Linked DNA regions of Homo sapiens: region 2 is linked to region 1. A link is a contact called in ENCODE Hi-C or POLR2A ChIA-PET data. All regions are on one chromosome and are shown on one strand. The core of a region is the stretch at or near the end of the contact, and the rest is flanking DNA. Distances in the headings are between cores, read along the strand shown.

Evidence for each region. A loop is a pair of places that touch in the nucleus more often than their neighbours do. ChIA-PET counts read pairs that join two places held with the same protein, here RNA polymerase II (POLR2A). Pooled maps may share reads with other maps.
Region 2: POLR2A ChIA-PET joins it to region 1 with 12 read pairs in H1. The contact joins two enhancer-like sites. A Hi-C loop is called at or near these places in 1 of 50 pooled maps. POLR2A ChIA-PET finds 5 or more read pairs at or near these places in 6 of 52 experiments (AG04450, H1, MCF 10A and 3 more).

The regions. Positions count from the first base shown.
Region 1 is chr9:110,127,836-110,133,777 of GRCh38, reverse strand. The region is part of intron 7 of PALM2AKAP2 (PALM2 and AKAP2 fusion); the gene reads right to left. Among named protein-coding and RNA genes, the nearest start is that of C9orf152, 77 kb to the left of the region's middle. RefSeq lists an enhancer at 1,508-2,351. Within about 2 kb of position 1,802, at least 4 of the 41 ENCODE cell types and tissues checked have a DNase peak (open chromatin) inside an H3K27ac peak, as active enhancers do.
Region 2 is chr9:110,168,135-110,173,865 of GRCh38, reverse strand. PALM2AKAP2 (PALM2 and AKAP2 fusion) reads right to left here. Exons shown (of 11, transcript NM_007203.5): 11 at 1,354-5,467. The coding sequence ends at 5,369. Among named protein-coding and RNA genes, the nearest start is that of C9orf152, 37 kb to the left of the region's middle. Within about 2 kb of position 1,250, at least 3 of the 41 ENCODE cell types and tissues checked have a DNase peak (open chromatin) inside an H3K27ac peak, as active enhancers do.

The DNA of each region.
Region 1 (5,942 bases), core at 553-3,052:
ACCTATGGCACCCTCACCCCTGGCTTCTTTTGGCCAATGACTCACTGCTAATATTCTGCATGGGAACAACAGAGCTCTCCTTCTATCCTTTTTGGCTTGGGGGCCGGGGTGGGCGGAGGGTAGTGGGAAATCAGTAGGAAGCTGGTAGGACTGAAATATGGTTAGAAAACACTGCTCTCCTGAAACACAAGATGCTTTAGAATACCTGAGGAGAGGAAGAAGGGCAACGTAATAGTAAAGGAAACTAAAAGGCAAATAATTAGTTCTATAGTTTAATTAATTAATCCGTTCATTAAACATGAGGGGAGGTTATTCTGCAGGGTCATAATGAAATTAGCAGCAACAATAAGCTCCAGAAGACAACACCCTTTAAAAAAAAAATGAGTTCTCTGTACTTCCAAGAAAGCCCTAAGTCTATATTAGAGTTTTCTTAGTCTGAATCAGGCAAGTGAAGAAATTGCTTCTCTTTGTCTCTTGTTGCTAATCACAGAGGAAGGAGTGATGGGGCTTATCTCCAAAGCCATTTCCCAAGAACACTTTTCCGCTCCTCACATCAGCATTATCCCTTTCTGTTGAATGTTTCACACTTCAAGTGCTCGATGATGAATGAGCAGATGACTTTCCACGTTTTCTTTTTAGGATTCAAAAATTGTATCAGCTCTTTCCAAGGCACCCTTTTTGAACTAGAAATAGTTGTTTTGGTACCAAATATTTAAAATCTAAGACAACAATTTGACAATATACTTTTGCAATTGTTTGAAAAAAAATACAAAACTGCCATTATCTTTGAATCAGAAATTATTTTACAAGTAGTTATGTCTTCTGTGATCGGTCAAACTGAGATTTTAAAATATGCTAGTTAGTTGGCAGGGTGCAATAATAGCTCATGCCTGTAATCCCAGCACTTTGAGAGGCCAAGGTGGGTGGATCACTTGAGGTCAGGAGTTTGAGAACAGCCTGATCAACATGGTGAAACCTCCTCTCCACTAAACATACAAAAGTTAGCCAGGCATGGTGGTTGGTGTACACCTGTAATCCCAGCTACTTGGCATGAGAATCGCTTCAACCTGGAGAGCGGAGGTTGCTGTGAGCCAAGATAGTGCCACTGCATTCCAGTCTGGGTGAGGAAGTGAGACTGTCTCAAAAAAGGCTGGGTGTGGTGGCTCACGCCTGTAATCCCAACATTTTGGGAGGCCAATGTGGGTGGATCACTTGAGGTCAGGAGTTTGAGACCAGCCTGACCAACATGGTGAAACCCTGTCTCCACTAAAAATACAAAAGTTGGCCAGGCATGGTGGTGTACACCTGTAATCCTAGCTATTTGGCAAGAGAATCTCTTGAACCCGGAGAGCAGAAGTTGGAGCATTCCAGCCTGGGTGAGGAAGTGAGGCTTGGTATCAAAAAGAAAAAAAAAAAAGAAGCCCGCACGGTGGCTCACCCCTGTAATCCCAGCACTTTGGGAGGCTAAGGCAGGCAGATCACCTGAGGTGAGGTCAGGAGTTCGACACCAGCCTGGCCAACATGGTGAAACCCCATCTCTACTGAAAATACAAAAAATTAGCCAGGCGTGGTGGCAGGTGCCTCTGTAATCCCAGCTGCTTGAGAGGCCGAGGCAGGAGAATTGCTTGAACCTGGGAGGAGGAAGTTGCAGTGAGCCGAGATCATGCCACGGCACTCCAGCCTGGTCAATAAGAGTGAAACTCCATCACACACACACACACACACACACACACACACACACACACGCTAGTTACTTGTTAAAAGTCAAAGTTTGGGGGTTCCAGTGTAATTTGGGATGATTCCTTTCCGATACATTTTTTTAAACCTCTAGACACTGGAGGGTGTAAACAGGAAAGAGGCCCTCCTTCTTGTGAGCTATATGGCATCCAGTCCCCCTTTCCCCATAAATTCAGAAAATTCTTCATGACACTCAATTCCATCTACTCAGGAAGCAGCAGGTTTAACCTCTAATTGGCATGGAAGTATTTAAAGAGATAAACAACTCTGAATTACTGATTCACAATCATGCACCAGAGGTCCTGAGGTTTTGTAAAGTTAGACAACAATGATAACAAAAGAGCGAATTCCTGAGTTCCACTGTCAGCAGTAAGAATTTGCCTTCATGCATGATGGCCTGATAGAATCAAAGCCACTGGCAACTACACCAGGTAAATGGAAATGGGCTGGAAATCTAACCTATCCGGATTAGGCAGGAATCTGGGCTTGGTATCATCAGATGATGTCTTGTTTAAACCAACAAATGCTTATTGCTCTCTTTGAAGATAAGAAGGTCCAGAATTTTCTCCATGCTTCAAATTAGGCGAACGTGATTCCAGATTCAGATAAGATGCACATTCATTCAATCACCAGGAAAGTCCTTTTTGAAATGAACTATGCCCCAATGCAAAAACAGGAGGATATGAAAGAATCATCAAACTGGGTTTTCTAAGGTCAGAGAAAAACTAAGGTGCAAAGGGGCTGTGGGAGCTTTTTAGATCGGCCCAGTTCACCCTCCAGGTAGAGCCCTAATACCACGACACAGAAACCTGCCCTTCCCACTAAATTCTAGAATAGTTAACAGCTGGTTAGGATGCCTACCATTTACTTTCACATACTTGATCGGGGCAATTTAATACAGCTGTGTGCTTCTGGAATTAGTTTAAATTACATTCCAGGGTCTGACAACCATCCTAAATGGGAATATAAACTCAAGGGATGGTCATCTAGGATCCAATGAGAGATCCCACGCCCCACAGGTGGCTTCCTCCAGTACTTAGCTCCCTTTAACTCCCAAGAACCCCTGAAGCTTTGCTAATTGGCATAATTAAGGTGAGAAATAGGTTTTCATTAGTGAAATTAGTGGCCTGTCAATTAGCATAATGAATGTTAGAAATCCGTGAAATTGGTGGTGTTCAAATTTGTGGATTAGAGATCTTCCTCACCCTTTCATAAAGGGGATATGCCAATAGAGCGAACCCTTTGGTTTATACACCCTTAGGGATGGTGTTTGAGGTTTGAAAACTAAACGATCTTGTTTCTAGCCTTTGGCTCAGGGGACTTCGGTTGCTTACCACCCACTAAAATGGTAACAGAATCCTGTCTTCATAAAGTTGCCACATCTGTCTTCAGGCAAGGTGGGGTTGGAGCATCTAGAAATTTAGGGAGCTGAGATTTCCTCATAGCATTTTTTATAAATGTTTATTCAACTCAAGTCTGTATGAGTGCCAGAATTTGGTCCCAGAGACCTGTGTTTAACATAACCTGGTAGCCAGGCTGCAACTAAAGTCGCCTTTATTTACCAAAAAGTGTTTAATAGTTTTGCAAAGCAAATTAGCGTGGCTTAATTTACAACACAGGTGCCTATGTCTCCACCTAAAGAATGCAGGAAATGTGGTAATTCAGAGTTTAGCGTCCAAAGACCAGAGTCTGGGGTCATTTCTTGGCTCTACCTATAAAAGTCCTACCAGACTTTTTGTAATTATGGAATTCTGCTGAGAACAGAACTCCTTCATAAGCAGGACTAATAATATCTCCCAAATCTGTTTTGAGAATTAAGTTAGAAAATGTACTTAAAAGTACTATGTAAACTGTAAAACGGTTAATGCAAATGTTCACTATTATTAAGCCATTTTACACTGAGGTTTAAATGACAGGTATTATATTCTTTCTGGCAGCAGACTGATTTTCTTTTGGGAAAAGAGCAGGAGATTTTTAGAAGAAAAGAAATCAAGAAGAAAAGATGAAAGAAAAAAGGCCCGGGAAAGACTCAAAGTCAGAATCTATGGCAGCTCTAATCTCCCTAATCTTTCCCCAACCCCAGATCCTTACATGTGAATTTTAGTTGAAGCTGAACACGACTAGGAAGATACAGTTGTGCTGCAACAGAGGGAGTAATTTCACAAAATGTCCTTAAAAGTTAAGTCCTGAAATGCAGTAAGTAGAATGAGCAGTCAAGAACCACCCAGACCTGGGGCTCCAGTCACATGGGAAGCAGAGGAGGGGTCACACATTGGTTAAAACAGAACCTGGTCCATCTCCACAACTCAACTAGCCAAGTAAATGTACAAGTGAATGAGACAGCCCTGACAAGCCTGTCCTGTGGGCATGCTGTAAGTGTGGCATCCCCATTTTCTGGTTGACACATGTCTAATAGCTTATCATTTCACAGTACATGCACATACATATGTCAGCTGATGCTTGAAAAATGGCCCTCTGTTAAGTGGGAAAGGCATGAATTTTATTTCAGTCTTAAAACTTCAGAATAAGAGGTATAGAGAAATAGAGGGACGTTTCCCAAGATCACCTGCCTAGTAAGTGCCCTAGCCAGGATTTGAAGGTGGGTTCTTCTCATTCTATCCTGATACATCAAAATGGAGTCTCAATATTAGGAGGCTTTTAAAATGACATGGGAAATGGTAAGAAGAGTGGATGGATCAAAACAGAGTTAGCTTGGCTTTTTGGTTGATCTTTTGCTTGCTTGAATCTCTACAGATGATGTGAGACTCACAATTTAGCTTTAAAAGTCGATGATCCCTTTACCTTCTTTATTCAGTCTTGGTCAGAAATAGATGAACTCCCTGGAGAGTTAACTCTCTGGAGACGTATCTGTTGCTCTACGTGTCAGCTAGAAATGTGACTTCTTGCACGGTCTGGGGATTTCACCCTCTGGGCTGGTCTCTGAAGGGGTTCTGTTTCCTCTGGCCACTTGCCAGAGGTAAAATATTAAGATCCCATGTCCATGTCATTATGATGGACACTGTGGGAAAAGGCTGCAACTCTTCACCAACACCACAAGTGAGATTCTAGAAGCCTGTTTACATTTGCACAGAAAACACAACAGCAGGGCCCTGATCCCTGCCCCACTGGGCATAGACACCCATGTGTTCTTTCTGCCCAGGGTACCTAGGCCTACAGCTAGGCATGTCATGGACAGAAATAACTTTAAGGAAGTGCATTTTCCTTAGCAGGTCTGCCTGAGCCCAGGCGGAGAGCAGAAAGGTGTCCTTCACCACAAGGACAATGTTCACTGTGTTCACAGCCTCCCCTCTGCCCCACCATCCTCAGGCTGTTAAAGCTCGACAGTGTGCCTAACCCATCTCGACCTCCTAGGCTCCTAGCCTAAATGCACAGTGTGAACCAAATTACTCAAACATCAGGCTGTACAACCAGGTTTCTCTGCTTTGAATAACCCAGATTACTTCCTACTAAAGCCATGACATTTAAATTAGAAATGCTTTTCTCCAGATAATAGGTGACCCGATCCTTTAATCCAGTTATTTATAAGTTCCACCAAAAATATAAACTCACTCTTGGCCTAGGAACAGAGGCATGGCTATAAAACAAAACTTCCTCATAGCTGTGAAATCAGAGAGTATCTCCGTTTTCCCTTCTCATCCTGCCTCTCTTTTGTAAGTCACGTTTTCAGTGCGCAGGACGCAATGACAATCATGATGAAGAACTGGTTCCACGAGCTATGTGTGGCTATCTTTAGAGAGGTTCTTCCTAAATTTTTAACTTTCTGGCTAAGTCAGGATGTCTCCAGCATGAAGGCAAATGCAGAAGGGGTGAGGGTGGGATGGAAGGAAGTGCACCTGGCTGGTGGATGATGCCCAGAAACCTAAAAGATGCCCACATCAGCTGAACCTCATCAGCTTTGGACAAACCAGGCAAAGCTGCAGTCAGGAGGTCTGGGGGAGGCTAACTCCCCAAACCGAGGGAACCCGAAGCATAAGGAAGGGAACAGAAGTTGAACAGGTCAACACTACCTTGGATCCATAAGCATATCCTGGGACCCTGCAGAGCTATATGCTCTCAGCCTGGGCCGTGCGAGGTCCTCAGAGCTCCAAGGTGATCCGCCATCCCCAGCAAGACGCTCACAGACTTGGAGGGAGTGAGTACCAGTTCCCATAAGAAGAACGAACAGCACTAGGAGAAGGAAGTGC
Region 2 (5,731 bases), core at 1-2,500, 41 kb before region 1:
CCTGGAGTGCCTGTCACATTCTCAGTGACATTCACAAGTGTTATCCACTGTTACTAGACTTTGATCAAATTTTTAAAGGGGTGCCCCCACTTCCAAATTCAGAACTCTCACCACTTAGAGGTTGAAAGATATCACCCCTGACAGGTGCCACAGAACACCCCCAGATGCTCAGAACAGGAAGATATGGTTGGAAATCCTGGGGAGAAAAAGGCTGGAAGAGTTACAAATGCGGAGAGAGAGAAAAAGGCAGCTGGAAAGGAAGTACCAGGAAGAGGAGGGGCCGAGGGAAAGACTAGGAAAACTGATGGTCAGGGGTCAGGGGCCCAGGGCTCGGTGATGGGATGGAGCAGCCGGAGACTGAAGCGGGAGGGAGGAAGTAGAAGGGAGGACGCTTCCTGAGAAACTTGTGGTCTTCGCATGCTCTTGAAATGAATAAATTTTGTTAAGTAAATTATACCACAATAAAGCTCTAGCAAAAAAAAAAAAAAAAGAAAAAAAAAGAAAAAAGAAAAAAAGAAAGAAAAGAAAAAGAAAAAGAAAAAGAGTTGGGGGTAGTCGAAGAGTAGGAAAATAAAGAAACCAGAGTAAGAGTTTGGGGAAAGGGGCTTTATGTTGAATACAACAAAAGGAGTCCTTCATGTCAACATGTAGCCATCAGCTATTCCTTGCAGAGGAGAGCCAAATACAGGTGCTTAGAATGTGGTTTTTTTTTTTTTTTTTTTTTTTTTTGAGACGGAGTCTGGCTCTGTCCCCCAGGCTGGAGTGCAGTGGTGCGATCTCGGCTCACTGCAAGCTCCGCCTCCCGGGTTCACGCCATTCTCCTGCCTCAGCCTCTCGAGCAGCTGGGACTACAGGAGCCCGCCACCGCACCCGGCTAATTTTTTGTATTTTTAGTAGAGACGGGGTTTCACCGTGTTAGCCAAGATGGTCTCGATCTCCTGACCTCGTGATCCGCCCGTCTCGGCCTCCCAAAGTGCTGGGATTACAGGCGTGAGCGACCGCGCCCGGCCGGTGCTCATAATGTATTCTAAAGGTTAGAGCCAAAAGCTACAGGCAAGGCTGGAGTTTACCGTTCGTCCTGCTGTTTGTCCAGCTCTTGCTGTGGCTTCGAGTCTATGTCCTTAAGAGGCACTTGCAGCTTCTGGCATCTAGCCAGGGTGGCTGGGGACAGCATTGAAAAGGGGGCTGTGGGAACAGCCTGGTGCAGCAGTGCCCCCTCAGCTCGGATTGATTCCTTTGTTGCAAACATGAGGAACCAGAAGCTGTCACACAGTAGCGGCCAAGTAGGACGCTGGCGTGCCACTGTTTGGCCCAGTCTTCCAACCTCCCTCACGGTCAAACAAGCAGCCATTATTTATAAAAACTCAACACACATTGGATTTTAATGAGAAAATAACTGTATACTTGCATTGAATGCCTCACAATCACTCTAAAACCAAAGCAGGATAATAACATTTAAGTGGTTAACATACACAGGAAAACCAGATACAGAGTATAATTTCCAAACACAGTATTGCTGCTTTTTTCCCCTCCTCCCCCAAAAAAAGAAAAACAAAGAAAAAATAATTTGGGTAAAGAGCAACACAAAATCAAAATTGGCAGCTCACTGAATGCTTAAAATTCAGGAAATTTGTTCTTTAACTAAAATGGAATATATTCACCATCTCTAACACTTAGGCTACTTTTTTTTCAATACATAGTTTAATTAAATCCATTCTTTAGTTGGGAAAAAAAAGGTTTAATTATTTGTCTTCAGAGACAAGAATCAACACTGTTTTAGTGTTCCTTGTTACACTTTATATATATATATGTGTGTGTGTATATATATGTGGACATTGATCTATATACGGCTTATATGTCATTGTCTAGGGTGAGCAGCATGCATGGGTATGAAGAGGCAAGTAAACTGCATTGTGTCATCCAAGTAAAACACAGCACGGCCTCCTGCCACTGACAGACCCTGTTTCCATAATTTCTGGATGAGAAAGCCAAGTCATGTCAGTAGTTAATCAGCTCTGGAGGAAAGTGAACACCTATAAACACGGCAGAATGCAATACTTCCAGAAAGGCTTTTAACACCTACAGAATCTAAACATTTTGTAAGAGGTGGGGTTAACAAGCTTGTGTGCTATTTGGGGGTGGGGCTGAGCATCAGAGGCAAAGTTTTTCGTAAGCCTCTTTCTCTCGATGGATTAGGCAGGAATGACTTTCCTCCAGGGGACGGTCCCATCTTCAGAAAGTTAAAAGGGTCCATTTGGGATCCCAGAGCCTAGCACGGTGCTATGTACAAAGCGGTGGCCCAAGGTTTCTTGAATGAATAAAAAACTCAAGAGCACAGAGAAAATCTGGCTCTCCCAAGTAAACTGTAATTTACATTTTCATGGGATTATAATAGGATCTTCAGTGAGTGGAGCAAGAAGATAGACAGCAGTAATCCGGAAGGCAGCATAGGAGTAATAGCAAAAGTTAAGAGATGTAGGGGCCACAGTGAAAACAGCTTTGTGACTGTGGGAGAGTCCCAGAAACAGTATTTCTTTCCTTATCCACACACGGAGCATGGCCCAAGAACCCCCAGCTCTAGAACTCTGTTATTCTTTAAGCAATAAGTGCTCTGGTTCAATCAACTGTGGTCAAAGACCACTTCATCTGCCTCTAAAGCCATTCCGCGAATAGTGTGGCCTCTTAAGCTTTTCTCTTAGCTGTACATTCTCTTGTCAACTGTAGGTTTCATGAAGCACATGGTTTCCTTCAAAACAGAACAAAAAACTTTAAGGTAAGTCATAAGGATGGTTTCCTCTTGTGAAAAATGGGGAAGTTAGTCTATATCATGTCTATGGTCTCTACCAGATCCATGAGTCAGAGAAAACATGAAGCGCATCACATTTTTTGGGCAACCCATAGAACTATCCTACTCTCCAGCCATCCTAACTGCCACTGTGCCTGGGGCTGTGCAATGCTGCTGCCTCCTCTGTTCTTATCCCTGTGTCTGCTTTGGGAACGCCCCCTTATCGCTGGGTTCTCAGCCCAGGCATCTGGGACCTCTGGCTAGAAATCCTCAGGTAAAGACGATCCTCCTTCCTGAGTCCTCCCATTTCACATCAGGACTTCTAATCTAACACGGATCTCATTTTCCTGAGAATTTTAGTCTCCATGCCAACCTCCCTCACTATAAAATGAATTTCTTGCAACAGGGATCTTACTTGTTTTGCGTCCCCAGTGGCTAGCACATTTTGTTGAGAATTCATTCAAAATATTCAGGAGACTCAACCATATAAAGATGGTGCCAATTGCCCATGTGCTATTTGGGCTGCCATCTGTAGGATGTGGCTTCAAGTTAGAGCTCCCTTGGCAGTTTTAAAGGATCCTTGTTAGTAGATGGTTCCATTTTTTACTTTGTGCCTACTTCTCATTTGTGAATAAATGTCCCCCCCCAAAGTCAACACTAGTCTAATAAAAGAAGCAAAGGAAATGTGCGTTAACATCTACATACAAATTTTGTGAAATTGCTACTTGTTAGAATAACATAATAGAGCTTATGACATAACAATATAAAAACAAAAATGATTTTTAGTGAGGTCTGAGTTAATTATTGCTTTTTTAAAAAACCACAGTTTTAAAACAAAGGAAAAAAAAAGAAGGCTGTTTATTTTTTTTTCTTTCTCATGGCCAGAATTGAAAATTTTCTCATCCAGAAATTTAGGGCACCCAATTATTGAATACCCTTATCATATTGCTTTAAATGACAGAAAGATTAAAGCTGGCATCCTCTATAGTATACTAAGCATGAATGTAAAGTATGAGAATAAATAGGAGACTCTCCTAAATGTCAAATTACAAAACCGCTCAAAACTTTGTAATTGTGACTCATGCAAATACCTTGTTAGGTCAACTTAATATTACAAATACTGCATCAGCTCGGTGCCTTTATATCCCTTTTCATAAAAAAGAAATTCTCACTCCACTCCTGAAGCCAGCAAACAGCTCTGGAGGAATTACCTGTACACCCAAGTGCCACGGTCACTCTGGAATTTTAATACACACACACACACACCCTTACTCATGAACATACACATTTTACAAACACACAATGGTGTACACACACACACACACACATCCACACACACCCCATCTTTAGGATTTGTAGCTGATTCCAAGCCTGCACTTATTTCTATTCTATATTTTTCTTTGTATCATCCTGAAACACACTGGTTGCTCAGCAAAAATAGTATCTCTTACCTCCTTATTTTATTCCCATTCTTTCTCCTTCCCTCCCTTTTTCTCTCTCTACCTTCCTGACTTTTCTTTCGTGTTTCCTTTCTGATTGATCCAAAAGGAATCCATCATTCTTCTTCCTATCTCTAAGGCCCACTTTATAATACAAAATAGTTATAAACACCTTTTTATTTCTTATCATCTACCTCTCCAAGGCAGAGTTCGCCTTTTTTTTCAATTATTGCCGCTCTAAAAATGCCCCCACCATCTTGAACCAAGTTGTTCAACGCGTACAGATTCTATACGTGTATATACTCCCCCATCCCATCATAAAAATAGTTGTTGCCCACTAAATATAGTTTTCCTATGAAGAAACATAACTGTGAAAATGTGTTCTCATAAACTGCAGATCAGTGAATATTATAAGCAGACACGATCCTAAAGCTAACATCATCCATTTGGTTTGTTTTTCTCTTCCCCTTTCTCAGCCTCCTCATGTAGAATAGATTGTGTTTGTGACATGAAGAACTATTGTCTTAAAATATGGATTTTATGAATTGTGATCATGAGTTGTTCTCAATTAAAAATAATTAAATGTAGGAGAAGTGGAATCATAACTGCCTCTTCTGGGCAAATATGGAGAGAAACGCCATTCATTTTATGGCTGCTGGAGAAAATGGAGTTAATGCAACACCCTCTGATGCTGCAAGTGACAGGTGGGAAACTGGTGCAGGGAAATATCCTGTGCCATGTAGGCTGCACCAGCCTGGGCCCTACTGCTCTCTAAGTGGCCCTACCACCATTGTCCTTCATCGCCCAGAGAGGCTGGTCTCAGTTCCGCCTGCAGCAACTATGTTGATTTGCTTGTAACATGTTTTGTCCTTTTGGATCCATTGTAGATTGGCCCCAAACCAGACACTGGGATTGAGTCACCAAAAAAGTCCTTTCTCTTTTGATTCCTGGGTGTCCAGAGTCTGATGGGGGGACTTCCTTTTCGTTTCATTTTCATCATTGTATATTGCAGCTTCTGGTCTACATAAGGATTGCTGAGTTTGTTTGCACTTTAATAAATAGTCCATTAAAATGCTTTCAGTTGTTAATTTCTTGGTTTCTTGGTCTCCCAAGCACCAAAGACGCTTCCTGGGTTGAAGGAAGTTTATTCGTTGTCTTCTTCCTCCTGGTTGGCATAGATCCCTGCTTCCCAGCGCAAAGCCAGTGCGCTCTTTCTTCGATTAACCCGTGTGGCCTCGAGGACCTGTAAAGAGAGGGGAAAAAATTATGCAGAGTTCATGGATGTTAATTATGAACATAAACCGACTTCTCTGTTTCTTTCTTCCTTTCTCTTTATCAACTTGAGAGGAGAAAGTGATAAAGCACTGCTGGGAGATAGGAGAGACGCTGGAAAAAGGGGAATGGGAGGTTCTGGTTATGCATTCATCTCACAGCCAGTATTCATCTGCTACTTGACCCCTAGTTTTCACCATAGAGAAATTTAATTTTCATGAAATGTTCTGCAAGT